Regions from separate parts of the Mus musculus genome. Here all the other regions are linked to region 4. The links are chromatin loops, found by intact Hi-C in ENCODE. Cell type or tissue: left cerebral cortex. All regions are shown on one strand. Each heading gives the region's core, and the rest is flanking DNA. Links, peaks and the distances in the headings are about the cores only. Region 1 holds the start of Fgf18 (fibroblast growth factor 18). Region 2 overlaps Nprl3 (nitrogen permease regulator-like 3). Region 3 holds the start of Hbq1a (hemoglobin, theta 1A). Region 4 has its middle 17 kb from the start of Il9r. Region 5 holds the start of Hbq1b (hemoglobin, theta 1B).

Region 1 (6,037 bases), core at 634-5,633, 970 kb before region 4:
CTAGTCCATGGGCTGGTTTGTGTGACTGTACAGGATGCAAAGTGATCAATGTGCATAGCTGCATGGAAATAGTGATGCTTTGGTGATAGTCATGTGGTAATCACGTTTCATACAGAATATGGTAGGCTATTGATATTGAATACATTTTTTAGAAGAGGTAACATTTGAATATTGAAATCTTTATGGGAGGAGAGATCTAAGATTTTGAAGCTGCTTTTGTCTAAAGTTAAAATGGAGGGAACACCACTTTAACCAAGACTAGTCCTGTTCTATACAAGATGGTCCTGCCTGCTTGCTAACTTGTGAAAAATGTTTACATATAAGTGGGAAGTATGAAACAACTGCTTGGTTATGAAAAGGCAAAATACATGTCAGTTTTTTTTTTTTTTTTTTTTTTTTGGATCTTTCAAGACGGTTTCTCTAGCCCTGGCTATCCTGGAACTCACTTTGTAGACCAGGCTGGCCTCAGAAACCTGCCTGCCTCTGCCTCCCAAGTGCTGGGATTAAAGGCCACCACTGCCCAGTATCTCAAAGCTTATTAAGCTTTGCTAGGTAGCCCACTTGTGACTGAACTGTAATTTCTGTCTGCAGTGCAAGCTGTTGGTGTAAACTACTTGTGCAAGAACTACAGAGCTCAGTTAAAGCAGTTTTTGCTGGAGCACAGGCAGAGAAGTTATGCAAACTGAACAAGAGTAGCTTTATGTGGTGTTGTCAAAACATGCAAGTACCTTGATTTGGCTTAAGGAATCAAGTTTTTTTTTAGGTTTGGGACTTAGTGGGGTTTGGATTCTGGGAATAGGTTAAAATTGCAGGCTATCAACCAGTAGAATAGTTGAGTCTTAGAGACTTTAAAATTTGCTGGTTCAGTTAGAAGTACCTGGTTTGTTTTTGTTGTTGGTGGTGAGATTATTCTCCATGTAATAACCCTGGCTGTCCTGAATTTGTAGACCAGGCTGACCTGGAATTCAAATTTTCCTACCTCAGCTTGCCCAGTGCTGAGATGATGTGCATGCCACTATACCTGGCCAAGTACCTGTTTTAGTGGTCAAGCATGTCTAGTAGCAGCAGGTGACTCACTGGATTCACTGGAAGGGGCAAGAGTCCTGTGGAGCACTGTAGAGGGAGATTAAGAGGTGATTGTGATTTGTCAAAATTGATGCATTAAAATGAATGTAAACCTTTAAGAAAGAATGTTGTTGGCTACCTGGTTCCTTACTAAGGCCTGCCTGCCTGTTCTTCACTACTGTCCCTGGTAATGCCTGTCACCCAGAAACTTTCTCACTTGTCTCCCACACACATGAAATATTCCTACCTTTGGTCTTAGCTTCATGTTGCCAAGTTCTTTGGACTATCTGCCGTTAACTTTGTATTCTTCAGAACACTGGATAAAAAAAGGTCTAGTATCTCTTCATTGCTCTTGATAATCTGGAGATTTAGTGTGCATGTGGGGTGTGTGTACACACATGAGTTAAAATCTACATGTGGAAGTCAAAGAACAACTTGGTTAGATTATTTCCTGTCTTAACATGGGCTAAAGTTGAATCCTATGAACACATCTTATTGCCATCCCCCCACTGTTTTTTTTTTGGGGGGGGGGGCGTATCTTGTCTCAGGACTGGCAACATAATAGGACCACAAACAGCAGTGGAGTGAGTTTCAAGTTAGCACTTAGTGCCATTTTGAACATTTCAAAAGTCATTCAATATGTATATTAACGCTTAACTGGGCTTCAGGGTGTAATTGAAAAGTGACCTAATTTAAGTGACTGAACTCAACAGAGTTTTGATGATTCAACTCTAAGAAAAGGTTGGTTTCTACACAAAATTGAGAAATATGAAAAGATAGGGATTATAGCTATTAGTTTGCCTTTGTCTTTATAATGTGCCCCATCTCATTGTATGCTCAAGTCTTTTGGCAGGCAAGGAAGAACATTCAAGTCTAGGACTAACTATGCCACATGTGCAGGTACTCAAATACTCAACTGCTGAGCCAGCTCAGTAGCCCCTATCCCTTTTCTGAGACAGGGCCTATGTAGCACCCAGGTGGACCACTAGCTGGCTGAACCCAAGCATAAGCCTGAGCTGATCTGCAGCTTCTACCTGAGTGGCTGGGATCACATAGAGCTGAATGCTTCTATCCATTTTCTAGTGGGTGTTGGGAATTGAACTGTGAGTCTACCAAGCTACACCCCCCAGCACCAGAACTTTTGATTCTTGAATTAATGTCCTCAGACCACCAAATTTTTGGGACTGTCTTGTGTGATGACTGAGGTCATCAAACCACTGTAGGTGGGACAATAGTTACCCATTGTATTCAAAAGTAATGAAAAACTAATAAAGTGCAGATAGGAAAAAATTAATTTTAGCCAGAAGATACATGAAACATGTCAGCAGATACACGTGTGCCAGTCTGTAAAGCAAGACCACTTTTTGGTTCAGCCCTATTTGTGGTTTGTCATTTCACTCTATTGGTTGGTTGGTTCCAGAATTTAGGAAGTTACTAGTAACTTTGCAAGGCTAGTTCAGGCAGCCCAGACAATAAACATAAAATCAACTTCCTTTCATGCAACAATTCTCTCAACAACTCGATTTCGCAAAGGTTTTCAGGATTTGTTTTTAATACTGCCCCCTTAGCCTCAACTTTGAAAAAGAACTGAAAGTCGCTTACAGGGAGGTCTGGTCCTTGGAACAAATACTATGTTTCTATAACTTGAGAAATAACACCACCGAGCAGCACCTTCTTCACTTTGCTCCAGCGAACGGGGAATAACAACCACAGCTACGGACACAAGGCCTTTAAATCAAATAATCCGAATTCCTGAGTTTTGCATTTTGAGCTCGTTCTCTAGTTTCTTGCCCACTGTGACCTGTTTGTTTTAGCATCAGTCCAAAGCAGAACTTGGCTGACCCAGGCTCTAGACAGAATGAGGCAGGCCTCTGACAACAATATCTACATTTGGGGGTTAATGGAAGGACAGAAAAAGTTCAGGGTTGGTGATCAAGGGCAGGAAAACTAGCTGCTTAGATTGCGAACTGAAGAGGACCTGGAGTGAGCGCTGACCAGAGTCCTGGCTACTCCCAGGCATGTAGCCATTCAGGGGCGAGGTTACAGCGACATTTTTGAGCCGCTAGGTGGTAGCCGTGTGCTTCCAAAACCCGGGTCACCTAACTAGAGAACGCAGCTGGAATCCCTAGAACCGACCTTAGAGTCCCAGAGCGGGGGAAGGGAGAGAGACGCCCCTGAGACTTTGCCATCTCCTACGGCAAAACAGAAGAAGGCGTTACTTAGCGTAGTCATCCCACGGTGGTGGTTGTGGTGGTGGTGCGTGTGTCTGGGAAAAGCCACTATCTTGCGTGGCCTAAGGGTAAGGGTAAACACGACTCCTTTCAGTTGAGTCACCCCACCGGGCGGGCCTCGTCTGTCCTCCCCTTGCTTCCCAACTCTAGTGGATGTGAATATGAACAGCAAATGTGAGCATTCTTTGGGAACCCCGCCTGCTCCATTCGGCCAATATTAGCCTTGTGTCGGAGAGCTCCGACGGCTTCCAGCGCTCACCAGGTCCAGCTTCGTGGGTTCTGCCATGCTGAACGGCCAGTCCCATTGCCGACAGTATTGAGTGCCTCCCCTCCAACCCTGAGCCGCCAGAAGGAGGAGGCAGCGGAGAGGCCGCGGCAGGCAGGCGAGCAGGCAGGGCCGGCTTTGATGTGGGCGCGGCGCACCCAGCCGCGCTGAGCGCCCGTCCGGCCGCGCCCCGAGGGGGGAGCCCCCGGGCCCCGCATCCTCATTGTGCCGGCGCGGGCCCGGACCCGCCCCTGGCCCCCCGCCCCCTCGCCGCCCTCGCGTAGAAAACGCCCCGGCCGCCGCCAGCGGTGGGAGGCGGCGATGCGCACGGCCGGAGAGACACAGAGGAGGAGACATGAGCCGGCGGGCGCCCAGACGGAGCGGCCGTGACGCGTTCGCACTGCAGATGCGCGCCCCAGCCTCGGAGCGCTGACCCCGGCCCCGCTAGCCTCGCGTCCCGGTTGCGGCGCCTCTGCCGCAGCACCCGCCGTGCATGCTGCCCCTGGACTGAACCCGCAGCCCGCGTCTCGCGAACGTCCAGACGGCCCTCCCGTCCGCCCGCTTCAGTCCAGCTTCCCCGCACCGGCCGGGCTCCTCCCGCACCGCGTTCGCCCCACAGCCCCCGCGCCGGCTCGGAGGGCGCAGCGCTCCGGAGGAGCCGCGCGGGGCGCTGATGCCGCAGGGCGCGCCGCGGAGCGCCCCGGAGCAGCAGAGTCTGCAGAAGCAGCCGGCAAGGAGGGAGCAGCAGCAGCGGCGGCGGCGGCGGCGGCGGCGGCGGAGGCGCCCGGTCCCGGCCGCGCGGAGCGGACATGTGCAGGCTGGGCTAGGAGCCGCCGCCTCCCCCCCCGCCCCGCGATGTATTCAGCGCCCTCCGCCTGCACTTGCCTGTAAGCACCCGCCCGGGTCTGGCCACCCTGCCTGGATGCCTGTCCCTGTGCGTGTGTGGCTCTGTCTGTCTGTCCGCCCGACTTTCTGCTACGTGTCTGTCTGTCTATCTGTGCCCCTTCCTCGGATCTCACTGACCTCCTCTCCCTCTTTCTCCCGCAGGTGTTTACACTTTCTACTGCTGTGCTTCCAGGTTCAGGTACGTGGGCTCCTGAGAGTCGAGTCGTGTCTCTCCCCCACCCCCCTGCCAACCCCAGCGCGCTCTTCTTCGAGGTGCTGGCCGACCCCCCTTCCCGGGACCGCGCCCCCTCTCGGTGCCCCACCCCTCCTGGGCAACAAGCCCAGTGCACCTGTTCCCAGGGCGCAGAAGGGCGGCTTCGCGCGCGTCCTGCGCTGGCGGTATCAGGCCAAGGGCTAGGAGCTACTGCTTGAGCCAGTGCAGACTGTCGCGGCCTCGGTCAGCCTCGGTAGGGAAATCTCTCAGAGTCGGAGGGCTGACTCTGGCCCGAGTGATGTGTGGGACTCCAACCTCCGACCACAGCTGGCGAGGTAGGGACCTAGAGGTTTTTATGCCAACTGTCCCTTTACGGCTTGCTTGTCCCTGCAGACAAAAAGGTTGTTTTCAGCTAAGTGGATTTTGAGTCCAGAGAGAGAGAGCTTTAGTTGTAAATTACTCTGTGTGTGTGTGTGTGTGTGTGTGTGTGTGTGTGTGTGTGTGTGTGTGGAGAGAGAGAGAGAGAGAGAGAGAGAGAGAGAGAGAGAGAGAGAGAGAGAGAGTTCTCCCCATCCTGCTGCGCTCTGCTCCACATGTCCTTGCCCAAGGTGGTGCAGCCCAGGGCTTGTTCCCTGCCTGGTCCCCGTTCGCTCTCTGTGAATCAGAAAAGGGCTTGGCGCTCAGCCTGGAAAGCACTTGCTAAAATCTGATCTGTTACTTCAGCAGCTTTCAGACTCGGGAAGGTCTTGGCACACAGACAGTTGGAATGCTCTGGCTTCCAAAGCCGTGGAAATGAAGGAAAAGGGGGGGGGGGGTAGGGAGTCGACTTCAGCCCCGATTAGAACCAGACCAGGGCTGCCTCAGCATGGTGTGTGTGGGGCGGGGTGTGTGTGTGGGGGGGGGTGGCAATAAGAATAGGAAACACCAGCTGCCCAATACCTCCACCTACCTACAGCTACAAGGGAGGGGACCCAGAATAAACTGGACATAGGCCAAAAGAGGATTATCTGTCCCCTCCCCCTCTCCGTGAAAGGCAGGTGTCCTTGCAGGGCTAATGGGAAGATGCTTGGTTGTAGCCTTCTGAGTTCTGGAGATGCCTGGAGACAGCCCTGTGCACCAGCTAGAGGTGGTTCTCCCAGTTTTCTGGTACAAGGAAGTGTGTGTGTGTGTGTAGCTGAGGCCGTGGTTCCTAGTTCAATCTTCACTGTTCCTTGGGACAGACATGAAACTCAGTGCAAAACCAGTTGAGACTCTGGGCTGAAAGGATAGATGGATGGACAGACTGATGGCTCTTTCCTTCTATTGGCCAGGCTGGGGTCCCCAGTGACTTCTTGAATCAATACAACTGGAGTCAGTAACTTAACGCTGGCTGTTTGC
Region 2 (6,037 bases), core at 635-5,634, 55 kb before region 4:
AAAGATGAAAAGAAATCTGGGCACTTTCCTCCACACTGGAAATGACAGAAAGCAGATTACTCATTGCCCAGTTCTCCTACAGTTCCAGATCTATGCTCCACGTCAAATGGCTGAACATATTTCTGTAGTTCTGTTCATAGCTGGGGAATATCTTGTTTTTCCTGTGTTTAGAAAGACACTTCCCCCCTCCCCCATCTTTTATGGTACTAATGATTAAACCTAGGGCTTTGCACATGCTAGACAAGCACTTTATCACTACATGCATGCATGCATACATATATACATACATACACTATCATATGCCCTTACTCTCTCACCCTCTATGAGACAGAGACTGTCTTCCTGGCTGTCCTGGAACTTACTAGGTACACTAGGCTAGCCTTGAAGTCAGAGATTCATCTGCCTTTGCCTCTCAGGTGTTGGAATTAAAAATATGTGCCAGCCACCATGCTTTTTGTTATTTATCTATATGTGTGCGCATGCATATATACATATGTATGAGGTGGCAGAGACAGGCAGATCCCAAAGGCTTGGTGCCCAACAAGTCCAGCCAAAATAGCAAGCTTCAGGTTCAATAGAGGTCCTATCTCAGAAAATAATGTGAAGAGCTAGGCATCATGGCACACACCCTTAATCCCAGCTCTTAGGAGGCAGAGGTAGGAAGATCTCTGAGTTCAAGGCCATCCTAGTCTACAGCCTGGCCCTGAGTTCCAGGACAGCCACGGCTATACAGAGAACCCTGTCACAAAACTAAATAAGAGTAAAGATTCATAAGCTGGTTCAGCAGGTAAAGACACTCACTGCCAGGCTTGATGGAACCTGAGTTCAATTCCTGGAGCCCATGTGGTAGAAGAAGAGAACTGCATGTGTGTACCTCATGTATATACAAAATGTAAATAAATAAGTGTAAAAAAAGGTGGAGAGTGATAAAGAAATCTGATGCTGACCTCTGGCCTCCATACTTACATGCATAGGCTCATGCACTGTCTTCCCCCACATACAGCCTCCCCCACATACAAATTTCAGTCTCTCTGTCTCTGTCAATGACACACACACACACACACACACACACACACCCTTGAGATTATATAAAAGCCCTTGGACACAGCCGGACGTGGTGGTTCATGCCTTTAATCCCAGCACTCGGGAGGCAGAGGCAGGCAGATTTCTGAGTTTGAGGCCAGCCTGGTCTACAAAGTGAGTTCTAGGACTACACAGAGAAACCCTGTCTCGAAAAACAAAACAAACAAACAAAACAAAAAAAGCCCTTGGACACATAACTGCTTTCTCTCTGATTTTTCCCTCAACCTCTCCTGCCCAGTGCCTCTGGACTCTGGCTGTGCCTTGGTGTTCCATGCTTACTTGGTACAGGGCCCCGTGGCTCTTTATGTTTTGCTGACATGTGCCTCTGTCCTTCAGCCCGTACCATGCCTTGCTACTTCTCAGTGACGAGAAGTCTCTGCTGAGTGAGCTTCCCATTGACTGCTCCCCGGCTCTGGTGCGGGTGATCAAGACCACGTCTGCTGTGAAGAACCTGCAGCAGCTAGCCCAGGATGCCGATCTGGCCTTGCTGCAGGTAGGCCTGGGCACTTGGAGGAGTGGGAACAAGAGGCCTCTAGGTACATTTAGGGAGGCAGCCTATGGGGGATCAGGAAAGCAGACTGCCTGCCATGCTGAGTCCCTAATGTCTAGCAGACAAATAGATACTACACGTCCTGCCACAGATGAGGGTAAGGAGGCTTGGGGTTCTGGTATCTGGTCACACTTAGAGCCACGGGACTGATGTCTTTCTCTGTTAAGCAGAGGTGAGGCAAGCCTTGGGAGAAAGGAGAGAAGTGTCTCCAGCAAAGGCCTGGAGAGCAGCTTGGGAAGTAGTAGTGCATGGTGGATCTTCCAGCTCAGCACAGGCTCACACTGGCCTATGAGCAAGCATGTGGGAAGTGAGAGCGAGGACTTGAGTGGTAATTTAACCTACTGTGTGGCTTCTATTTTTTGCACATTTTCCTACCTCTCCTTTAAAAAATTTTTTTCTTTAAAGATTTATTTATTTTATGTATGTGAACACACTGTCATTGTCTTCAGATGCACCAGAAGAGGACATTGGATCCCTTTACAGATGGTTTTGAGCTATCATGTGTTTGCTGGGAATTGAACTCAGGACCTCTGGAAGAGCAGTCAGTGCTCTTAACCACTGAGCCATCTCTCCAGCCCCCTTGTTTTCGTTTTTACTAAAATACATGTCTTTAATGATGAGACATGCAGAGATGCAGCCTTGTTTTGGAGGACAACTAAGTCCAATCAGATGTTCAGAGCAAACCTTCCCTGCAGGACTGCGGGTTTGCCTCTTTCCATCTCTGATGCCATGGGGCTAGGATCCAAGTGAGGTACGCTCCACATGGGTCCCTTTTGTTCTGCTCCTTCTCCCCTTTTATCCAACCCAGCCCTGGAGTCATCAAGATACCCTCATTCTTGTGGCGGAAGACATGTGGCAGAGCTGGAGAGACAGCCCCTTGGCAAGTGTGTGTGGCAGCCCTTTGGGCTCAGAGAGAAGGCCTGTAGCTGAAGTGTAGAGGAGGAAAAGCACAGAAGAAGCTGGATTCAGGGGCCTGGAGTGTAGACTGGGTCACCTGTGCCAGGGCTGTGGGTGCAGGACCCAGGGAATGAATGCCAGTATCCTCACCTGGTAGTGCTATGCACCCTGAGGCCACCAGAGGGTAGCAGAGGCCTACCCAGGACCTCAGTTTGCTCAAAGGCCAGCCTTCTCAGTAGAATGAAGCGGCCACAGCTCTGACACCTCTCAGGTCCCTCTGGCTAGGCCTCCTGGCTCTGTGTGGGGCTGAGAAATGGGTTGGCATCACTGGAGGTTTTTGCTTTGTGGGCCCATTGGGCTGCTTTTTCCAAAACCCTTTCTCTTTTCAGGATAAGTTTATCCCTTCTCTATCTCTGACTCTTCATAGGCTCTGTGAGAGCACCTAGCATATGCTGCCTGTGTAGTTCAACTTGGCATCCTAAGCTGGACAAGATTCAGCAAGGAGCTCATTGTGCTTCCCTCTAGTATCAAACACAGAGGTTTGAATGTGCTCACTGTCCCTGAACGCCCGCAGAGAGGGGCGGTGCTGCTGTTCTGAGGAGTCTGGGCTGCTATTTTCACTTCCTACCCCACGTCTAGAAAGGCTTTACTAAGAGGCTGTTTGAAGGAATCTGTGCTAGGACTGTGCCTGACTTCACTGTCACAGTCCTTTGATAAAGCTTTGATGTCTCTTCCATTTCCTTGTCTAGGTCTTGACTGGGATCAGGGAGGAGGGTGTTTCCTTCCGAACTAACTCCCTGCTGAACCTGATTTAAATCAGAGTTTACTGCTGGCATGCCCGTGTGAAACCCTGTGAGGTCTCACCCTGGCCATTCTCTGCAACTCACCTCACTATTTTCTGTGACTGCTGTTTCCTGTAGATGTCTCTGGGGAGCAGTGATCCTAGGGTGGGGCTGAACCTTTGGGGAACACCTGCCTCAGGAGTGAATGTCACACATGATACAAGGCCACTTTGATGGGCCTTGTGGCCCACTTGTGTGATCTAAGCCCTCAGATGCTAATGGAGAAAGATTTTTTTGTTTGTTTGTTTGTTTGAGACAGGATTGCTCTGTAGCCCTGGTTGTCCTGGAACTTGCTATGGTATCTTGTGTATTTCCTGGTATCTGAGACCTCAGGAGAACAGAATGGGAGGATGGTCTCTGGGGAAAGCAGGGTGCATAGGGGCCTTTGAGTATGCAGGGTCAGGTAGGATGAGACTCCATATTTTATGACTTTGGAGTATGGTGCTGGTGTCTGTGGACAAGAGAATGCTGTGCTTCTGCTGGAGCCGTCCAGCCCATGCTCCAAGCACTCCAGTGTCCCTGTGTTCATGTGCCTACTGCCTAGCAAAACCGTGGTCTCCAAGTTTAGTCCTTCGATCTCTCCTTGGTCTGCAGGTCTTCCAGTTGGCAGCTCACCTGGTATACTGGGGCAAGGCTGTCATCATCTACCCACTGTGTGAGAACAACGTCTATGTCATGTCTCCCAATGCCAGTGTGTGTCTGTAAGTACCAGTGGCTGCCAAAAATCTGGAATCTGGAGCTAGAAAAGCCCAGCAGGACCTTTTAATGGCGAATGGCGCCCCCAGTGGCCAGGCCTCAGTGGCTTTGAATCCATGAGGCCAGATCTCACTATATCCTGATGCTGCCTGCCCATATCGTGCTCAGATGCAGATCACAGTCTGGTTTGGTGTTGCCCATGGTACAGCCATCTCTCCTTGGCTGAAATCAGAGGGGTTCTGTGGTTCCTGCCACGTCTTAAGGGACAGTATAATTCTGCCATCTGAAGGCCTGTTGCATCACCATACTATATTCTGTTGTCATTATGCTCACCCAGATGGTTGCTGTGAGTATGGGAAGGGCACTGACCATGGCTGTCTGCCCCAGGTACTCCCCGCTAGCTGAACAGTTCTCCCGGCAGTTCCCGTCCCATGACCTGCCATCTGTCCTGGCCAAGTTTTCCTTGCCTGTTTCTTTATCGGAGTTCAGGAGCCCTCTGGCTCCCCCTGCACAGGAGGTGAGTCATTAGAGCCCCTGTGTAGCTTACAAGGTAGACTGGGTATAACTGCCTGCCTAGTGGCCCCTGATTCAAAGGCTCTTAGCATTGTTTACCTTTGTGCCATGGTTTGGGGGATTTACTAGCAAGCACTGCAGGCTTCCTCACCATGGGCATCCTTAGGACTAGGACTGGGACTGGTTTATGTTTGTCAGAAGGGCATTAGCTTTTCCTGGGCTGGCAGGATTCCCTGTGCTGCCTCTGGGGCAGGGGCTTCTCACAGGTGGAGGTACCGACAGCTTTGCTCTCACTAAGCCTGGGCCCTGTTTTCCAAGGCAGTTCAGTTCCTGTATCCCTTCCCCTGGGGGCTTAGGAACCATGGGATCTTTGTGTGGAATCCTATGTTGCTGGGCCTAGAGTCCTTTTCCTAAGAAGACCTACAGTGTCAGGCTAGGGTTGAGTCTTGGATGGGGGCCCTGAGTCAGGACAAAGGCTGGTGGCAATTAGAGGCTGGTTGTGGTGGGGGTGCTTCTCAAGGTGTGGGGGATGAATTTGCAGTGGGCTGTCAGTCACTTCTCACTGCCCCATGCTCAAGAGATGGTGAGATGGTGACTTGGAGTCAGAGCAGCTTTGCCCCTTCCCTGTGTTAAGTGCTTTGAGCTCCGAGGGAAGCTAGGGAAAGAGCACAGGTGTCAGAGACAAGCTGGGTGACCTCCATGGTTTATCTTCAAAAGCAAAGTATTTGCTTTAATAGCTGCCAGATACACTGGGCAAAACCAGTCCTCAAAATCAAATACTTCCCCTTCTCAAATTGTGAATGGGAATAAGATCCTGGGTTTTTAGCTCATTTACATGCTGAGTGTGCCAGAGTTCTAAAGCTGCCTTTCACTGAGCCCTTCGTTTCCAGGAAGGGAGCCAGGAAGATGAAAGATGCACTTTGCCTCTGCACCTCCCTCCTCTCCCCCAGGCAGCTCTCTGGGGGGGAGGGCTTGGCAGTGCTCCCATCCCAGCAGAAACTTCCCAGTTGTCTGGATAACGGCTGATCTTCCAGGCCGTGTCTGAGCAGCTGCTTCAGGCCTTGTCAGGGGCCTGGGATAGAGCTGTTTGGTTTGCCACATCCCAGAGACATACTGTCTAATGCTTATAATGCTTTTGTGTTTTATTTTTTACATTTTGTGTTACAATACCTTCAATTCTTTAGAATTCTATTTGGTTTTGACCATGATTAGTATGTATAACTTCCTCCCCAGTAACCCAGCCCCCTTCCATGAGTGACCTGGGCAGCAGCTTTTCTGGGCCTCTCAAAGATGTGAGCACTGGTTCTGTGTTCACACACCTTGCTGCTTGGTGTCTGTGCCTGAGAGATACTTAAACATTGGTGCTGGGTACTACCTGGCACTGGGCTCCATTGCTGTGGCCCAATGCTCATAAGGAAGAGCCATTGGCTTCATGTAGTAACAGCAGGTCCCCTTC
Region 3 (6,037 bases), core at 533-5,532, 120 kb before region 4:
GCTGGCTGTGGAGCCATGGGCACTGGCCTGCTTCATCTCTCTTGGCCTTACTTACACCAAGCTTTACAGGTGGACAATGATGCCCATGTCACAGGGATAGGATAGGAAGAAAATATAGTGTCCCAGGGAACTCTCATGGAACCTCACTCACCCTAATTTCTTCTACACCATAAGCAGTTATTGTGCCGTATTGTATTGTTTTTTTTTAAAAGACTGTAATAATTTTTTATTGCTACAATAATTTAGAAATACTTGCAATGGTTCTCTCTGCTGCAAAAGCGCTCATGTATCCAGAGGGCCTGTGTCTAGACTCTCTACCCTCCATTCCCTCCTGAGGATTCCCTCTCTATGTCTGTCTCTGCTACAAACCCCGTACGGCCTCCCCTGGACCCCACCTGGTACAGCCTCCCCTTCATTTTCCAGCCACAGAAATACAGTCACCATGGGAGTGACGCAGACTGGCCCATCTTCTTTCTATGGTGGCAGTTGCTCCATTCTTCATCACTGCATGTCAGCCTATTGTCCTTCAGTTCCTAATTCATGGATTCAGCCATCTGTGCATCAGAGGTATCCAGAAAAATAACTGTGTCTGTGCCAAACCTGAACAGGCTGCTTCTTGCTGTTGTTCCTAAAAGACCCCAGGCCACTGTCTCCTCCACATTTGCATTGAGTAGATAAGAGCCAGATAAAGGATGAGCCATCTAGAGCAGGTGTAAACCCTCTTCATGTGTAGAAGGATGTAGAGTCAGATTCGGATTCATGAGGGTCCTGGATACCCGTAAATGCTGGTGTATGCTTTCTATAGGATGCCTGAGTAAGGTCCAGCCATGGGTCTCCTTCATTCTTAACATCCTAGTGGCATTGCTAGGACAGACCCATCTCAGACCTCAGCAGAAGACCTCACTTGAATTCAACCCATGGTTCCCAAAGAAAAGTCTGGTTATGCCTGAATCAGGTGGTATAACCCAATATTCTCCTTCAGCTTGTCCATCAGCCTATACTTACCTGTGCTGACCTTGGCATTTGGGGACACACCTGTCATACATATACAGAGGCATCACACACCAGGTATACATGTACAGCAGCACCACACACTAGGCACATATGTACACATGTACAGCAGCATCATACTCCAGGTAAACATGTACAATGGTACCACACACCAGTCATAAACGTACAGTGGCATTCAAAGGCAAGAACACATGTACAGCAGTATCACACACCAGGCACACAAGTACATTGGCATCACCCACCAGGCACACATGTACAGCAGCATCAAACAGGAGGTGCACATGTACACATGTACAATTGTACAGTGGAATCACACACCAGGTACATGTGCACAAGGGTATCAGCCACCAATCATAAATATACACTGGCATCAAATTGCAAGAAAACATGTACAGCAGCATCATACACCAGACACACATGTACAAAGGCATCACACACCAGGCACACATGTATAGAGGTATCATATACCAGTCATATTATACAGTGGCATAAAACCCCATAAACACATGTACAGCAGTATCATACATCAGGCTCACATGTACAGCAGCCACACACACCAGACACACATGTACAATAGCACTACATGCCAAGCACACATGTATATTAGCATCACACACCAGTCACACATATACAGTGACATCACAACTAGGAAAACCTGTAAATTGGCATCACACACCATATTCACATGTACAGCGGCATACCACACCAGGCACACATTACAGAAGCATCACATACAAGTTACACATGTACAGTGGCATCATATATCAGGTACACATGTACAGCGGTATCACACACCAGGCACACATATACACATGTACGGACACATCACACACCAGGCATACATGGACAGAAGCATCACACACTAATCATAAATAAAAAGTGGCATCACAACCAAAGAACACATGTACAGCAGCATCACACATCAGGCACACATGTACAGCATTATCAAACACCTATCATACATACACCGAGGCATGACACACCAGGCTCAAATGTACAGCAGCATCACACACCAGGCACACATGCACAGAGGCAATGCAGCCCTGGGGAAGTTTACTCAAACATTGTAAGCTTTAGGAAGGGCATGACTGGAGAATAAGCTGCCCTGCTTCCTCAATTCAGCATTACTTGAAGTCCAGTGCAAAAGTCACATGACCCAGACACGTGTCCAAGGAGACATGCATCTTTTTCGCCGCTGAAGTCTCCAGGATAGTGCCTGGCGAGAGTCACCAGCAGACAGCAGCTGAAGAACTGAAGAAAGAGAACCGCCCCGCCTTGCATTAATTTCTTCCCTACACCAAGCCTTGAAGGGACCCACATCTCCAGCAACCCGGGGAGAGCTCAATACAGGACTCACCTGGAAGTTAGCAGGGTCCACACAGAGCTTGTGCGCATGTAGATCACTGAGAGCAGACAGAGAAGCAGGCAGGTCGTCCAGGTGCTGGGTAGCGAGAGTCAGTGCATCGGCCACCTTTTGGGCATGGGCTTTAACCTGGCTAGAGCCTGGCCTCAGGTCCAAGTGTGGGAAGTAGGTTTTGGTGGAGGGGAAAGCCACGAAGGTCCTATAGGAAAACAGGGTTGGGCTCAGCCGGACCCGGAGGTACAGAGAGCCCGTCTTCGCCCCGCAGTCCGTTGGAAGATGAACCCGAGGGCGTACCTCTCCAAGGCCTCGGTCGTGTAGATTCCGACATTGCTGCCCATCTTCTTCCAGAGCGCAAGGACCAGCCACTGATCATCCTGGGACCGAGCCATCTTCAATGAACTGAGCCTTGCGCTCTGCCCCCTGGCTGAGCTCAAAGATGTCCTGAAACACAAGAGGCCGCCAGGGGGCGCTGCATCGTTCCAGGATGCCTAGGTGTTCACAGATTCTGGTTCAGCTTTGAGCCCTCTGTTTCCCTGGGCTCCCTCTCCAAGCCTTTCATTTTAAAGTGTTTACTACATGCACATTGGCATCTAATATGTACTATCGATTACAATGGATTTTAGTGTCCATATGGCACTGTCAGCTCGTCCTGCTTCCCGAGTCCTTCGGAAACTTCACAGATTTTCCTTTCTTATTCATTATTGAAAAGGACTGAGTGTAATTCTCTTGTCAGGAGCCCATACCCATACTTGGTCTTCTCTCTCTCTCTCTCTCTCTCTCTCTCTCTCTCTCTCTCTCTCTCTCTCTCTCTCTCTCTCTCTCTCTCTCTCTCTCTCTCTCTCTCTCCCGGAGCACGTCTCCTTTCGTTAAATATCATAGTTAAATCTACATTTAAAGGGGATGGAGAAATGGCTCAGCAGTTGAGAGTACTAACTGCTCTCCCAGAGTACCTGGCTTTGGTTCACAGCACAAACATGCCTGCTCACATTTGCCTGTAAATTCAGGTCAGGTAGATCCAAGCCCTCTTCTGTCTTCCACAGTCATACAAGAGATGCACAGATATCCATGCAGCCCAAACACCCACACGTGTGAAATAAAATGAAGGAAATTTAAATCTACATTAAAAATCCCTTTTAATCTGGGTCTTGTGGCACAGGTACAGGTTAATCTTAGCACTTGGAGGCAGATGTAAAAGGATGTCTGTGAGTTCAGGACCATCCTGGCCTACATATGGAACTCCAGGCCAGCAGTGCTACATAATGAGACCCTGACTCTGCCTAAACCACTTCAGATAAAAATCCCCTTTAATACATTCCAACTGTGGGGGCTGGAGAGATGGCTCAGTGGTTAAGAAGATGGGACTGCTCATCCAGAGGTCCTGGGTTCAATTACCAAGAATTACATGGTGGCTCAAAACTATCTGATGCCCTCTTCTGGTTTGTCTGAAAACTGCTACAGTGTACTTACATAGTTAAAATGAATAAATAATTCTTCAAATAAATAAAATCTAAGTCTGTTTCAAAAATATATTCTTATCAGAGCTGTGAGAATTAAGTAGATGAAAAATATTATATGCCTGGGTCATAGGGAAAATTCCTTTTGGGACAATGAACTTAAGAGTGCGTATTATATATTTCAGTGATGACAGCAAGAATCTACGAAACACTCTTGGTGAGTATAACATCAGTACACTAAAGATTCTGTTCTTTAAAAAGGGGGAGGGAGAGCTGGAGAGATGGCTCATTGGTTAAGAGCACTGACTGTTCTTTCAAAGGTCATGAGTTCAAATCCAAGCAACCACATGGTGGCTCACAATCATCTGCAATGATATCTGATGCCCTCTTCTGGGGTGTCTAAAGACAGCTACAGTGTACTTACATGTAATAAATAAATAAGTATTTTTTAAAAAGATTCTATTCTTGTGTGTGTGTGTGTGTGACTATGTTCAGGCTCCCAAGTTCTGGAACTAGAACTATGTGGAACAAAGCCCTGTGCATTATAGCAATCCTGGATTTGTACACCTCAATGACATCACCTTCATCCACAAGCTTGTGCAGTCTTCACTACTATGCATTTTCAGAACTTTTACTAACTGAAATAAAACCTCTAGCCCACTACCTGTAACCATCCAACCTCCACCAAAAGGCTCTGTCAACCAGGAGGCTACATACTGTCGCTACAGATTCCCCCAGTTTTGATATTTTACAAACATGAAGCTATGCACTGTGTGACATTTGTTCTGTTGGTTTCTTCCACTTGACTTTTTTTTTTTTAAGGATCAGACACATTGTATAAAAAATTTACACTTTGCTCTAAATAGCTGAAGAATATTCTCATGTAGGGGTACAAATGTACCTCAGTTAGTAGAATGCTTGTGTATGTATGTATGTATGTATGTATGTAAGTACATATACTAGCCTTAGTTCAGTTCCCAAGCAATGCATAAACTGGACATGAAGGCACATATCAAAAACCCAGCACTCATGGGGTAGAAACAAGAGGATCAAGAGTTTCAGGGCATCCTTATCTATATAAAAGTTTTTGAGGCCAGACTGTGCTACATGAAGCCTTATCTGAAAGAAAAAATGGAAGAAAGAGAGAGAGAGAGAGAGACAGAGAGAGAGAGAGAGAGAGAGAGAGAGAGAAGAGAAGAAAGAAAGAGAGAAAGGAGAAAGAAAGAAAGAAAGAAAGGAGAAAGAAAGAAAGAAAGAAAGAAAGAAAGAGAGAGAGAGAGAGAGAGAGAGAGAGGGAGGGAGGGAGGGAGGGAGGGAGGGAGGGAGGGAGGAAGGAAGGAAGGATGAAAGGAAGGAAGGAAGAAAGAGGACAAGAGCAGGCATTTTTATATGAGTTACCCATTGCCTACCCACATGCTCATGTGATGTCTATTTTTCACTGTTTTTCTAGTAGATCCCACACTGGAGTACCAGCGACATTAAGGAGTTCACTCCCTGAGAGGGCCTGTGATAAGGACCCTCCAAAGACGATCTTTGGCTTCTTTGGCTCAAGGAGAAGACACATGGCTGTCAGTGGAGGGCTTGGGAGGGACTGCTGCCCAGACTCAGAAGACATATGTGTGTGTGTAGGCATCCAATTATGCTTTTTGCTCTGAACCTTGTCTTTACTGCCCCATGGCTAAATGAGCTAGAAGCGTCCCCACACTAAACATGACACCTTTGCAGACGCAGAGAACCAGGCATGCAGGCTTCTTCCTACTCAGGCTTTATTCAAAGACCAAGAGGTACAGGTGCAAGGGAGAGAAGAAGGGCATGGCCAGAAGGCAAGCCCCGCAGAAGGCAGCTTAACGGTACTTGGAGGTCAGCACGGTGCTCACAGAGGCAAGGAATTTATCCAGAGAGGCATGCACCGCGGGGGTGAAATCGGCAGGGTGGTGGCTAGCCAAGGTCACCAGCAGGCAGTGGCTCAGGAGCTGCGGAGACAAAGTGGACACCCTGATGCCTCTGCTCCCCTTCCTGGGACCACTATGTTCCCTGCCTTGGGCACGAGGACCCCCAAGCCCTTCCTAGGGGTCCCAGATGCCGCCTGCCAGGTCCCAGCGCATACCTTGAAGTTGACGGGATCCACACGCAGCTTGTGGGCATGCAGGTCGCTCAGAGCAGACAGGGCACCGGGCAGGTCATCGAGGTGGCCTGCAGCATTGGCCAG
Region 4 (6,037 bases), core at 297-5,296:
CCTCCCTCCCTCCCTCCCTCCCTCCCTCCCTTCCTTCCCTCCTCTCTCTCTCTCTCTCTCTCTCTTTCTTTCTTTCTTTCTTTCTTTCTTTCTTTCTTTCTTTCTTTCTTTCTTTCCTTGCTCTCTCTCTCCCCCTCTCTTCCTCCCTCCCCTCTCTCTTTCTCTCTCCCTCCTCTTTCTTTCTTTCTTTCTTTCTTTCTTTCTTTCTTTCTTTCTTTCTTTCTTTCTTTCTTTCTTCCTTCCTTCCTTCCTTCCTTCCTTCCTTCCTTCCTTCCTTCCTTCCTTCCTTTCTCTCTTTCTTCCTTTCTTTCACATACTTAAATCACTTTATTTATTTATTTATTTACTTTTTTTTTAAATAAAAATATTTTTGTGGTAGCCACAGCTGGAGCCTGGGTCCTCTGAACAGAGACTCTGGTGTGGGTTTTCACTAGATGATCAGTGAATTCCTGATAAGGAGACTTGGTGAACACAGTCTCTTTCCAGAGGTCAGGGTTCAGGTAGCTGTAGGTCTTGGAGGTGGCATCAAATGTGGTCTTGGCAAAGTTGCTCAGGGTGGCAGAGCAGCCTTGGCTGAAGTGTAGCAGTCATCTATACCAGCCATCACCAGGAGCTTCTTGGGCTCAGGAGCAGAGACTGGAAAATCATGCCAGTGCCTCTGGGGGCAGGGATGAGACACACCAGCACAGAGCCACATCGGCCTGTCACCTTGCATGGAACAGTGTGGGGCTTGCCAATCTTGTTCCCCCAGTAGCATCTCCGCATAGGGACGATGGAAAGCTTGGCCAAGATGATGACCCCTCGGATGACAGCGGCAACCTCCTTGGAGCACTTAACACCAAGACCAACGTGACCACTGTAGTCCCCAATAACGACGAATGCCTTGAACCTGGTCCACTGGCCAGCTTGAGTCTGCTTCTGCACTGGCATGATTTTCAGAACCTCATCCTTTAGGGATGCACCCAGGAAGAAGTCAATGATCTCAGACTCCTTAATGGGCAGGGAGAACAGGTAGATTTCCTCCAAGGACTTGATCTCATGTCCTTAACCAGGCGGCCCAGCTTGGTGACAGAGGTCCACTGAAGGAAGACACCAGCCAAAGGGCTGCCTCTCTGTGCAGGGAGCAAGTAGCCCACCCGGCCAGCCGCCCAGACCTACCTCCTCGTCTTCAGCTTTACCTCCACGATCCCCGCGGCCTTGATCACGACCGCAACCCTGAAGACCCTGGCTGTCTCTCTCAGGAACCTCTCACTTATAGAATATGTCTCGTATCACTATTGTACACCTCCACTCACAGCAGCTTTGGTTGCCTGCACAAAACCCACTCAGGATCGAGGCAGTCACAATTCCAGCAGGGATTTCTCTGGGAAAACACCAAATGGCAGGTGAGGCCGGTGTAGCGGGAGGGCCAGGGGTTGAGAAATAAAGAGGACAGGAAAGTTTGGGATCAGGAGATCCTGCACAAGCCGGTGTTCCCACAAGCAAGTTTATTAAGAAGCACAGCATCTTATATACGTTTTACGGGGCTGATTCTGCAGCATGCAGGGTCCAACACTGGGTAAGAGCATGGCTGTCTTTTCCCTACCTGCAGCCTGCATCCAGCAGGGAGGGTTTCCTGCTAAGTTTGAGACTGATTTTTCTGTGTCATGTAAAAAAAAAAAAAAAAAAAAAAAAAAGCCCGATGTTTGCCATTGTGCACCCCAGAACAACGGCAATAGCCGATAGCGTGTGAGTTGATTCTTGTACCTCTGGGGTCTCCCTGCCCAAGGGCTGCTAGGGAGGTATCCTGTGCCCAACTTAGATTTTCCCTCAATAATGAATGTTTTCTAGGGTCACGATGGTCCATCCAGGCAGGGTACCTCTGTTCAAACTCATTTTTAATATTAAAAATTAAAAGAAATAACTTACAAGTGTGTAGATTTCGACATTGGTTCTTGTACTCCATAGTACAAGGGAGTCCAAGCTTTGCCTGCCTGACCCTTAGCCCTCCATTGTCCCATCCCCCAACACTCTCCCCGTGAAAACCTTTAACCCTGAGTATCCCATCCCCAACAGACCTTCATGTCCCGGTTCTCCCACCTCCCCTAATTACATCTTTTTACGTGAGCTTCAAGATTATAGGTTTTCATACAGACTTTTCAAAAAGTAGGGAGTGCTCCGTGAATCTGCACGGGAGACAAGCGGATCTCCGCATCATTTCAGCTTTAGTACATATGCTGCTGAGGTGAGTAGACAGGGAGGCCCACACTTGGACAGATGTCCACTTGCTGATATTGGATTGAGACTTATACTCTGTCGGGTTCCCGTCTCTTACTCTGCTTTGACGCTTCAAGTCACCTATGTTGATAGCTACTGATCTTGAATTTCTCAATTTAGTTTTGGATCTAGGCAGCAGCAGTTATTTTTGGATCTTTGTAACATTTATTTCTTATTAACAGCACAGGTTTTGTGATTTTGTTTAGGTATGTGATCTATGTATTTTAAATTTTTTATGCATCTGAGAGTGGTTATCTTGAATTTTTGCCAAGTAACACATAACCTAATGTGCTTGAAAAAAAATTGGAGACATTTATGAAATCCAATAAAAACTTCATTTTAGGGGGTAAGCAATCTCTAAAAATCAAGTTACGGGGTTGGAGAGGCAGCTTAGCAGTTAAAAGAACTTGCTATTCTTGCAGAGGACCCTGGTTTGGTTCTCAGCACCCACATAGCAGCTCACAACTGTCCACAACTCAGGAACAAGCTCTGATCTCTTCTGATCTCTGTGGGCAAAGGGCGCTGCATGTGGTGGGCAGACATACATACAGGGAAAACGCAGATACACATGAAATAAAGACATCTTAAAAAAAAACCCACATCATTTTGTCATATGTATTCAACCAAAGTTGTTAATCTAATATTTGAATATGCTTTGTTAACAGTTAAAAGAAGTAAACCCTAGTTGCCCTTGACTCAGTGTGAAAGAAGAGTTTGGTTTTTTTTAATACCAGTCAGAGCAGAATTGGTTTTGTGGCTGGCAAATGTGATTCTTTTTATTTGTTTAGGTATCTTATCTGTTTTGTCACATTAATGTGTTTGGGTGAGTTTCCGGACGGGTTTTTTTTTTTTTTTTTTTTGCTTTGTTGAGCTCAGGATCCTTCGTGTGCATATTGATAGCATAAATTTTGGCTGATATTTGGACATCACGGGCTTAGATATCAGTCTTTACTGTCTTTTACGCAGGGGGAGCCATTTACGAACCAAGCAAGAGATTCTGGGGGAATTCATGAATTCTTGGTGAGGATGGGTGGGTCTTCTCTTATCTCTTCTAATTTATCTAATTTCTCTGGGTTCAGCCTTTTAATTTTCAACTCACGATCTCTGTCTCCCTCTACTGTCCATCTGTGGTAATGCAGCCTCCTGGGCGCTGCGGAGAGATCTGAGCTCTTGGCTGGGAAGCTGCCAACCTCTCCTAGCTCCTACAGGGACCCAGCCTTGTAGGGATAGAAACAAGCCTCCCCCCCCCCCGCTCCCCCCCCCCCCAGTCCCCAAGTCCAGGACATTGACTTCACGTCACATCCCTATTTCTGTTCCTAGGAAGTAGCTGCGAAGTGGAATCTCCGGCTGCTCTTTAGAAGAGAACTGCGCACAAATGTAAAGATGTTTCCTGCCAACTTCGATGCCATTCTGGCTGTGCTCACAATGAGGGTGCTTGCCTGGTTAACTTAATTCTTTAAACGCACATTTTTGGGAACTTCAAACACGAGTCCACGGTAGTTACATCACTTCCACCCCACCTCCCTCACTGCTCTATCTCCTTCCATTCCCCAACAATCGCCTCTAAGAGCCAAGACCTTTTCTGTGTTACTGTCACACACAATCCACTGAGTACACTCAATGTCCGTGTGTACGCGCGTTTAGGGATGATCAATCAGGATGGGGAAACCTACCCCGGGCTTGTGCCTCCCACAGCGGCCATAGCGCCTTGTCTACACCAGCGGTTCTCAACCCATGGGTCTTAATGCCCACAGGAGTCACCTAAGACCATGGGAAAGCACAGATATTTACACTACGATTGAAAACAGAAGCAAAATTACAGTTATGAAGTAGAAACGAAATAATTTTATGGTTGGGGAGGTCATCACAACATGCGGAACTGTAGCGTTAGGAAGGTTGAAAACCATTGAGTTACACACACTTAATTTTTCTGGCACTTTAAGAAAATAAAAATTCATCCTGTATATCCCCATTAAATAGGTTTCTGGAGCAGTAATTGATTAATCCACTCTACTCTCCTGTGGCAGTGTGTGCTCCTTGCTACCTGCTCCAGTGCTCTGAGGATTCTAGAATGAAAGGCACACACACACACAGCCTTATATTATAATATGCCTTAAATAGCTCAATGGCTGGGCCACTCCCAAACTTCCACACAGCTAATGTCTCCCCTCTGATGCTTCTAAATTATTACTTTCTAAAATCTATATTGTATTTTTGTTACCCCAGCCCCAGGCCTGTGGCCTTCCTAGGCCCTGATCCCCGACGCTCACATGTTGGCAGTCTCTCTGTCCCTCTGTCCCTCTGTCCCACACTCCTCAGGCCTGGACCTCCTTCCTCTCCTGGCAATGGCGATTCCCCTTCTTCCTCAGTTCCTTGTCCACAAATCTGAAAGTCCTGTCTCCCTACCCAGCCACTGGCCACTGGCAACTTTATTTACCAATCAAAGCCAACTGGGGGCAGAGACCCTTAGAGTCTTACAGGAAGACATGCAGGTTCCTGTGTAATTTTAGGAGCCGAATTAACACAAGTAGCCTTAGATCCAATCCACAACAGGTTTCTATAGAGGGAAGAGGGCCCAGGATGTCGTCCTGATTGTGTAGGCATAAATAATAAAAAGTTTTGAGGATGCAGCTCTTGTGTGACAGGTTAAAATAAATGGAATGTTAACACATGACACATATGTTACACACATATGAAAGGTCACACAACAATGTATCTGATGAATTAAATCATGATTCTTACAATGGAAAATATCTATGTGACACAGATATCAGCAAATGCAAATTTTTTCTTTAGTATGAAAATTTTCTCCCTTTCTAGCCCTTTCTTGACAAAGAAAACAAAGACATTGTTATTGAAAAGCTCTCTGTTTTGGTCTAAATTTGGGGGTGGGGCAGCTGTAAAACTCAATACGTTTTAGGAGGGAATCAAGCCTGGGTCCTCTGCAAGAGCAGCCAGTGCTCTTAACCACTGAGCCTCACCCCCTGTATTGGCTAGTTTTGTGTCAACTTGACACAGCTGGAGTTATCACAGAGAAAGGAGCTTCAGTTGAGGAAATGCCTCCATGAGATCCAACTGTAAGGCATTTTCTCAATTAGTGATCAAGGGGGAAAGGCCCCTTGTGGGTGGGACCATCTCTGGGCTGGTTGTCTTGGGTTCTATAAGAGAGCAGGCTGAGCAAGCCAGAAAAGAACATCCCTCCATGGCCTCTGCATCAGCTCCTGCTTTCTGACCTGCTTGAGTTCCAGTCCTGCATCCTTTGGTGATCAACAGCAGTATGGAAATGTAAGCCGAATAAACCCTTTCCTCCCCAACTTGCTTCTTGGTCATGATGTTTGTGCAGGAATAGAAACCCTGACTAAGACACCCCCCTTTGGCCTTTTTTTTTTTTTAAATTTTATGTTGTTTGAACAATCAATCATTCCTTTTTTTTTTTAATTAGGTATTTTCCTCATTTACATTTCCAATGCTATCCCAAAGTCCCCCATACCCTCTCCCCCACTCCCCTACCCACCCACTCCCACTTTTTGGCCCTGGCGTTCCCCTGTACTGGGGCATATAAAGTTTGCAAGTCCAATGGGCCTCTCTTTCCAGTGATGGCCGACAAGGCCATCTTCTGATACATATGCAGCTAGAGTCAAGAGCTCCGGGGTACTGGTTAGTTCATAATGTTGTTCCACCTATAGGGTTGCAGATCCCTTTAGCTCCTTGGGTACTTTCTCGAGCTCCTCCATTGGGGGCCCTGGGATCCATCCAATAGCTGACTGTGAGCATCCACTTA
Region 5 (6,037 bases), core at 599-5,598, 110 kb before region 4:
GGATTCAGTTTGCAGAACCTACAGTGGTGGCTCATAACTATGTATAACTCCAGTTCCTGGAGACCTGACACACTCTTCTGACCTCTATGGTCACCAGGCACAAACTTGGTGTGCAGCCACAAGCAGGCAAAACATCCATACACATAAAACAATTAAAGATGATTTTATCTGCCCGGCAGTGGTGGCGCGCGCCTTTAATCTCAGCACTTGGGAGACTGAAGCAGGCGAATTTCTGAGTTCAAGGCCAGCCTGGTCTACAGAGTGAGTTCCAGGACAGCCAGGACTACACACACACACACACACACACACACACACACAATGCCTTTGTGAAGTTGTCAGTGGAAGAGTAGAAGCCAGAGGCATCAGATTTCCCTGCAACACTCCAGCCTTCCTTGTTTATTTATTTCTTTAATTTTAATTTTGAGGCAAGGCCTCAACAAGAGCCCTTGTTGGGTTTAGTACTCACTGTGTGGAATACTGTGGTCTTGAACTCACAGAGATCCACCAGCCTCTGTCTTCAAGATGCTGGATTAAAGACGTATTCTACCACACATTGCCCTGTTTTGTTTTACAATGTGTGACAGCCAGGGCTGCAGAGATGGTTCAGAGCCTAGGACCGCTGGCTGCTTTCCCACAGGACTTGGGTTTGATTTCCAGAACCCCCATGACAACTCATAACCATCTCATCTTGAGCTCCAGGGGAATCTAACGTATTAATCCAAAGTTACCAAGCTTCTAAACTTATGTACAGAAATGGGTCTATGTCTGTAGCACCAGCTTCTAGACTGCAAGGACACAACATGCAAAACATCCATACAGGTAAAAAATATAAAATTAAGCCCGGCGGTGGTGGAGCAAGCCTTTAATCCCAGCACTTGGGAGGCAGAGGCAGGTGGATTTCTGAGTTCGAGGCCAGCCTGGTCTACAAAGTGAGTTCCAGGACAGCCAGGTCTACACAGAGAAACCCTGCCTCGAAAAACCAAAATAAATAAATAAATAAATAAATAAATAATTATATATAGAAAGAATTTCAAGCCAGCCTTATCTACATGGCTTGTTCCAGATCAGTAGAGATAACTGTAAGAACTACCCATCAGTTTTAGTGTCCATCTGTGCATGTGTGAATGCTGGTGCCTGTGGAGTACTGAAGACAACATGGAATCAATCAATCTCCTTTTTAAAAAGATTTATTTATTTATTATTCATTTGGGTAAACGGCAGCTGTCATCAGACACACACTAGAAGAGTACATTGGTCACCATTACAGATTGTTGTGAGCCACCTGTGGTTGCTGGAAATTGAACTCTGGGTGTCTGGAAGAGCAGACAGTGCTCTTGACCACTGAGCCATCTTTCCAGTCCCCAATCAATCTACTTGAAGCTGCCATCATAGGTGGTTATTAGCATCTGATGTTCAGTTCTGGGAACTGAACCCAGGCCCTCTGCAAAAGCATTACATGCTCTTCCTGCTGAGTCTTTTCTCCGACCCCCTCTTCTGCACGTTTGACTCTATGTGAGTATCTACATCGAAGTTTGTGCTGTCGACATAGAACTGTATCTGTAGATGAGTTCGGACTCTTGGTGACTTTGGGTGAATGTAGTGCTTACTAGTCCCCACTGTGTGTTAGGAACATCAGTTAATCCTATTTAGTAAATTTGGTGAATAAGCCATAAAAACAAGACATGGAGCAGTACTTCCCCAAGACCTCTATCTCATTTCCCCGGTCAGGCTCCTTCCTGCCTTGTGTTTTGCCCTGAATTCTCGTGTCTTTTCTAATTTACAGCTGTAAGATTAAATAAATGCTTCCCCCACCCCAAGTCACTTCTGGTCATGAGGTTTTATCACAGCAATAGAACCCTAACCAGGACAACTGTCTAAAACATACCCAGTAGCAGGCAGGAGAAGTCCCCTGTGAGCTGCTGGTCAAGGGAATCTGAGAGACTCCAAAAACAACATGCGCTCTTGCTTTTCCGTTTTTCTGTCTCCCAGAGAGTTAAGGGAAGTCCTTAGTGATGGAGACACCTTGCGCTTTGGACATGGGACTCAAAAGACTCATGCTGGATCTGACCTGAAGGCTTCCTCACTGACGACTGGCCTTCATTGTACAGAAAGGTGCTATGCAAAGTGCCGAGGGAGGCGTGCAACCAATGGTTCTACAAAGCTCTCCCTGCTATGAACCAGAGCAATGACCAGCATGGCGAGATATGCCTGGGGGCGGGAGGGTAGGGGTACTCATTCTTGGCAGTAACCAACAGCTGCCTAATTGGATGTAAGCCTGCTCAATGATGGCGGGTGGGGGGGAGTCCACTCTGTCAGTGTTTTTCCCATGTCATAGAAGTTTGTCATGCATGTGCCATAGTAGGAGATGATCTCACAGCTCCTTCTACTTTCTCATACCGGACAGTTTGCCTCATGTCCAGAAAGAACTGAAGGCCTGACTAATGGATGTTCAGGGCATGTTCCTTAGCCTGAGAGGTAGCCAATGTGCAGGTTAAAAAAATCAGTTTTTTTTTTTTTTTTTTTTTTTTTGCCATGAATATGATAGACCTTAAGCAGCCAGAAGAAACTACCTGCCTTCTCTGAAGTCCACTGAAGGTAGGATTGGAGGGCCCAGTGCCACCTTTCTACACGACAGGCTTTGGTGCTAGACAAACCTTATTCTAAGATATTGAGTCTGGCATACAGTGCTTTAACTCCAGACCTCCTGACACTGAAGTCCCTAATACACATACCCTGGGCATGGCAGGGTTGGGCAGGCAGCAGTTCAATGATTAAATGTCTCTAGGACAGTGCCCAGTGTGTCCTGGACATCCACTGACACCCTCATTCAGCATTATCAATACTGTGAATCCCATGTGGATCCAGGCAGGTGACTGCCTTGCAAATAGGACCAGGCCTAACCCATCTGGATCTGAGCAGAGTCTAGAGAATGACCAGAGTGGAAGCCCAGGAGAGGGTGATGACTGGGGGGCACACACCATTGTTTTGAACATTGTCACTTATGCTGACTTGTGCCCTCAGTTTCCATCACCTTTCTGAGAGACAAAGCCACAGTTCTGTAACTGATGTGGCCAAGGCTAAAGGCATGGATTTGTACCTCGATGTCATAGGACCCAACAGCGGAGACCCCTGAGCTTCCTCTGTTGCTTGAGAATATGTGAAGGTGCTAGGACTGATCCTCCAGCTGCAGTGGGACTCCTGGTACCACCCAACCCATGACCCTTTGGAAGTGTGGTCTATAAAGCCTTCCTTTCTACTCTGTTCTCGCTAGGCAGCGAGAGCCAGTTCATTCACTGTGGGCATGTCTCTTTCCTAGTTAGCTACAATTTGTGCAGCTTGGAGCACTTTGACACAGGAGACCCCCCCCCCTTCCCATCTCAAACACAGAACACAAACAAACAAAAGGTCAAATAAAAATAAAAAGAACCCAGGTTGAAGAGATGGCTCAGTGGTTAAGAGCATTGACTACTCTTTTGGAGGTCCTGAGTTCAATTCCCAGCAAGCACATGGTGGCTCACAGCCATCTGTAATGAGATCTTATGCTTTTTTCTGGTGTGTCTGAAGACAGCGACTGTGTACTCATATACATAAAATAAATAAACCGAAAGAAAGAAAGAAAGAAAGAAAGAAAGAAAGGAAGGAAGGAAGGAAGAAAGAAAGAAAGAAAGAAAGAAAGAAAGAAAGAAAGAAAGAAAGAAAGAAAGAAAGAAAGAAAGAAAGAAAGAGAAAGAGCCACTCTGGAGCCAGGTATGGTAGGTAAACCAAGGTGGGTGGGGATTGGGGGATGGTTTGGAGAAAGGGGTGGAAACAGAAGGATCAGGAGTTCAAAACCAACCTATTTTTTAGTATGGATTTGAGAGACCAGCCTGGGTTACATGAGAACATGAAATTTATCTCAAAGGCAAAAACACAATAAAACAATACAAACAAGGGATGGCTGCCTCCCATATGAGATCTGAGACACCAGCTTATCTGTACTTTCAGTCTCTTGGAACCTTGTTTAGGAGTACTGGACGCGGGGAGTATATTTCTCTCGTGCCCCTCTGCGTCCAGGACAACAATGCAGCCCTGGGGAGGTTTACTCAAACATTGTGAGCTTTAGGAAGGGCATGGGTGGAGACTATAGAACCCTGTATCCCCAATTCAGCGATATTTGGAGACCAGTGCCGAAGTCACGTGACCCAGAAACTTGTCCAAGGAGGCATGCATCTCTGGGCTGAAGTCTCCAGGATAGTGCCTGGCGAGAGTCACCAGCAGACAGTGGCTGAAGAACTGAAGAAAGAGAACCGCCACGCCTTGCCTTAATTTCTCCCCTACACCAAGCCTTGAAGGGACCCACATCTCCAGCAACCCGGGGTGAGCTCAATACAGGACTCACCTGGAAGTTAGCAGGGTCCACACAGAGCTTGTGCGCATGTAGATCACTGAGAGCAGACAGAGAAGCAGGCAGGTCGTCCAGGTGCTGGGTAGCGAGAGTCAGTGCATCGGCCACCTTTTGGGCATGGGCTTTAACCTGGCTAGAGCCTGGCCTCAGGTCCAAGTGTGGGAAGTAGGTTTTGGTGGAGGGGAAAGCCACGAAGGTCCTGTAGGAAAACAGGGTTGGGCTCAGCCGGACCCGGAGGTACAGAGAGCCGGTCTTCGCCCCGCAGTCCGTTGGAAGATGAGCCCGAGGGCGTACCTCTCCAAAGCCTCGGTCGCGTAGATTCCGACATTGCTGCCCATCTTCTTCCAGAGCGCAAGGACCAGCCACTGATCATCCTGGGACCGAGCCATCTTCAGTGAACTGAGCCTTGCGCTCTGCCCGCTGGCTGAGCTCAAAGACGTCCTGAAACACAAGAGGCCGCCAGGGGGCGCTGCATCGTTCCAGGATGCCTAGGTGTTCACAGATTCTGGTTCAGCTTTGAGCCCTCTGTTTCCCTGGGCTCCCCCTCCACGCCTTACATTTTAAAGTGTTTACTGCATGCACATTGGCATATAATATGTACTATCGATTACAATGGATTTTAGTGTTCATTTGGCACTGTCGGCTCGTCCTGCCTCCCGAGTCGTTCGGAAACTTCACAGGTTTTCCTTTCTTATTCATTATTGAAAAGGACTGAGTGTCAGGAGCCCGTACCCATACTTGGTCTTTTTTTTTTTTTTTCTCCTGGAACACGTCTCCTTTCGTTAAATATCAACATAGTTAAATCTGCATTTAAAGGGGATGGACAGATGGCTCAGCAGTTAAGAGCACTAACTGCTCTCCCAGAGTACCTGGCTTTGGTTCACAGCACAAACATGCCTGCTCACATTTGCCTGTAAATTCAGGTCAGGTAGATCCAAGCCCTCTTCTGTCTTCCACAGTCATACAAGAGATGCACAGATATCCATGCAGCCCAAACACCCACACGTGTGAAATAAAATGAAAGAGATTTAAATCTACATTAAACACCCCTTTCAATCTGGGTCTTGTGGCACAGGTACAGGTTAATCTTAGCACTTGGAGGCAGATGTAAAAGGATGTCTGTGAGTTCAGGACTATCCTGGCCTACATATGGAACTCCAGGCCAGCAGTGCTACATAATGAGACCCTGACTCTGCCTAAACCACTTCAGATAAAAATCCCCTTTAATACATTCCAACTGTGGGGGCTGGAGAGATGGCTCAGTGGTTAAGAAGATGGGACTGCTCATCCAGAGGTCCTGGGTTCAATTACCAGGAATTACATGTGGCTCAAAACTATCTGATGCCCTCTTCTGGTTTGTCTGAAAACTGCTACAGTGTACTTACATAGTTAAAATGAATAAATAATTCTTCAAATAAATAAAATCTAAGTCTGTTTCAAAAATATATTCTTATCAGAGCTGTGAGAATTAAGTAGATGAAAAATATTATATGCCTGGATCATAGGGCAAATTCCTTTGGGGACAATGACCTTTAGAGTGCCTATTATATATCTCAATAATGACAGCAATGATGACACCCTCGGTGAATACATCATCATTACATGAAAGATTCTGTTCTTATTTGGGTTTTTGTGTGACTATGGTCAAGTTCC

The links. A loop is a pair of places that touch in the nucleus more often than their neighbours do. Peaks named below come from ENCODE experiments on the same cell type or tissue, not always from the same donor. Only the 100,000 strongest peaks of a DNase experiment are listed, where the experiment ranks them.
Region 1: a loop joins it to region 4, with 10 times the contacts of the local background. A loop is called at or near these places in 2 of 42 quality-filtered maps.
Region 2: a loop joins it to region 4, with 6 times the contacts of the local background. A loop is called at or near these places in 20 of 42 quality-filtered maps.
Region 3: it touches region 4 in a loop (2.7-fold over the local background); 13 of 42 quality-filtered maps call a loop at or near these places.
Region 5: it touches region 4 in a loop (5-fold over the local background); 15 of 42 quality-filtered maps call a loop at or near these places.

The regions. Positions count from the first base shown.
Region 1 is chr11:33,145,653-33,151,689 of GRCm38, reverse strand. Fgf18 (fibroblast growth factor 18) reads left to right here and starts at 4,290. Exons shown (of 5, transcript NM_008005.2): 1 at 4,290-4,448; 2 at 4,609-4,645. The coding sequence starts at 4,417. RefSeq lists an enhancer at 3,685-3,715 and promoters at 3,530-4,473, 1,023-4,473. In left cerebral cortex, for the core only: CTCF peaks have their summits at 3,129 and 4,213; DNase peaks (open chromatin) are centred at 4,304, 4,426, 4,957, 5,354 and 2 more places; H3K4me3 peaks cover 1,828 bases; H3K27ac peaks cover 224 bases.
Region 2 is chr11:32,235,336-32,241,372 of GRCm38, reverse strand. It overlaps Nprl3 (nitrogen permease regulator-like 3), which reads left to right. Exons shown (of 13, transcript NM_181569.3): 8 at 1,420-1,576; 9 at 3,967-4,073; 10 at 4,456-4,585. Among named protein-coding and RNA genes, the nearest start is that of Mpg, 12 kb to the right of the region's middle. In left cerebral cortex, for the core only: CTCF peaks have their summits at 837, 2,705 (motif pointing right) and 4,150; DNase peaks (open chromatin) are centred at 2,761, 3,052, 4,131, 5,512 and 1 more place; H3K27ac peaks cover 3,722 bases.
Region 3 is chr11:32,296,844-32,302,880 of GRCm38, reverse strand. Hbq1a (hemoglobin, theta 1A) reads right to left here and starts at 2,812. Exons shown (of 3, transcript NM_175000.2): 1 at 2,669-2,812; 2 at 2,369-2,573; 3 at 2,008-2,262. The coding sequence starts at 2,763. The coding sequence ends at 2,125. Hba-a2 (hemoglobin alpha, adult chain 2) reads right to left here. Exons shown (of 3, transcript NM_001083955.1): 2 at 5,936-6,037; 3 at 5,571-5,801. The coding sequence ends at 5,673. In left cerebral cortex, for the core only: a CTCF peak has its summit at 2,831 (motif pointing right); a DNase peak (open chromatin) is centred at 2,847; H3K4me3 peaks cover 188 bases.
Region 4 is chr11:32,180,038-32,186,074 of GRCm38, reverse strand. It overlaps the pseudogene Gm12109. Among named protein-coding and RNA genes, the nearest start is that of Il9r, 17 kb to the left of the region's middle. In left cerebral cortex, for the core only: a CTCF peak has its summit at 3,373 (motif pointing left); a DNase peak (open chromatin) is centred at 3,389.
Region 5 is chr11:32,285,749-32,291,785 of GRCm38, reverse strand. It overlaps Hbq1b (hemoglobin, theta 1B), which reads right to left and starts at 4,822. Exons shown (of 3, transcript NM_001033981.3): 1 at 4,679-4,822; 2 at 4,379-4,583; 3 at 3,874-4,272. The coding sequence starts at 4,773. The coding sequence ends at 4,144. In left cerebral cortex, for the core only: a CTCF peak has its summit at 4,832 (motif pointing right); a DNase peak (open chromatin) is centred at 4,840; H3K4me3 peaks cover 355 bases.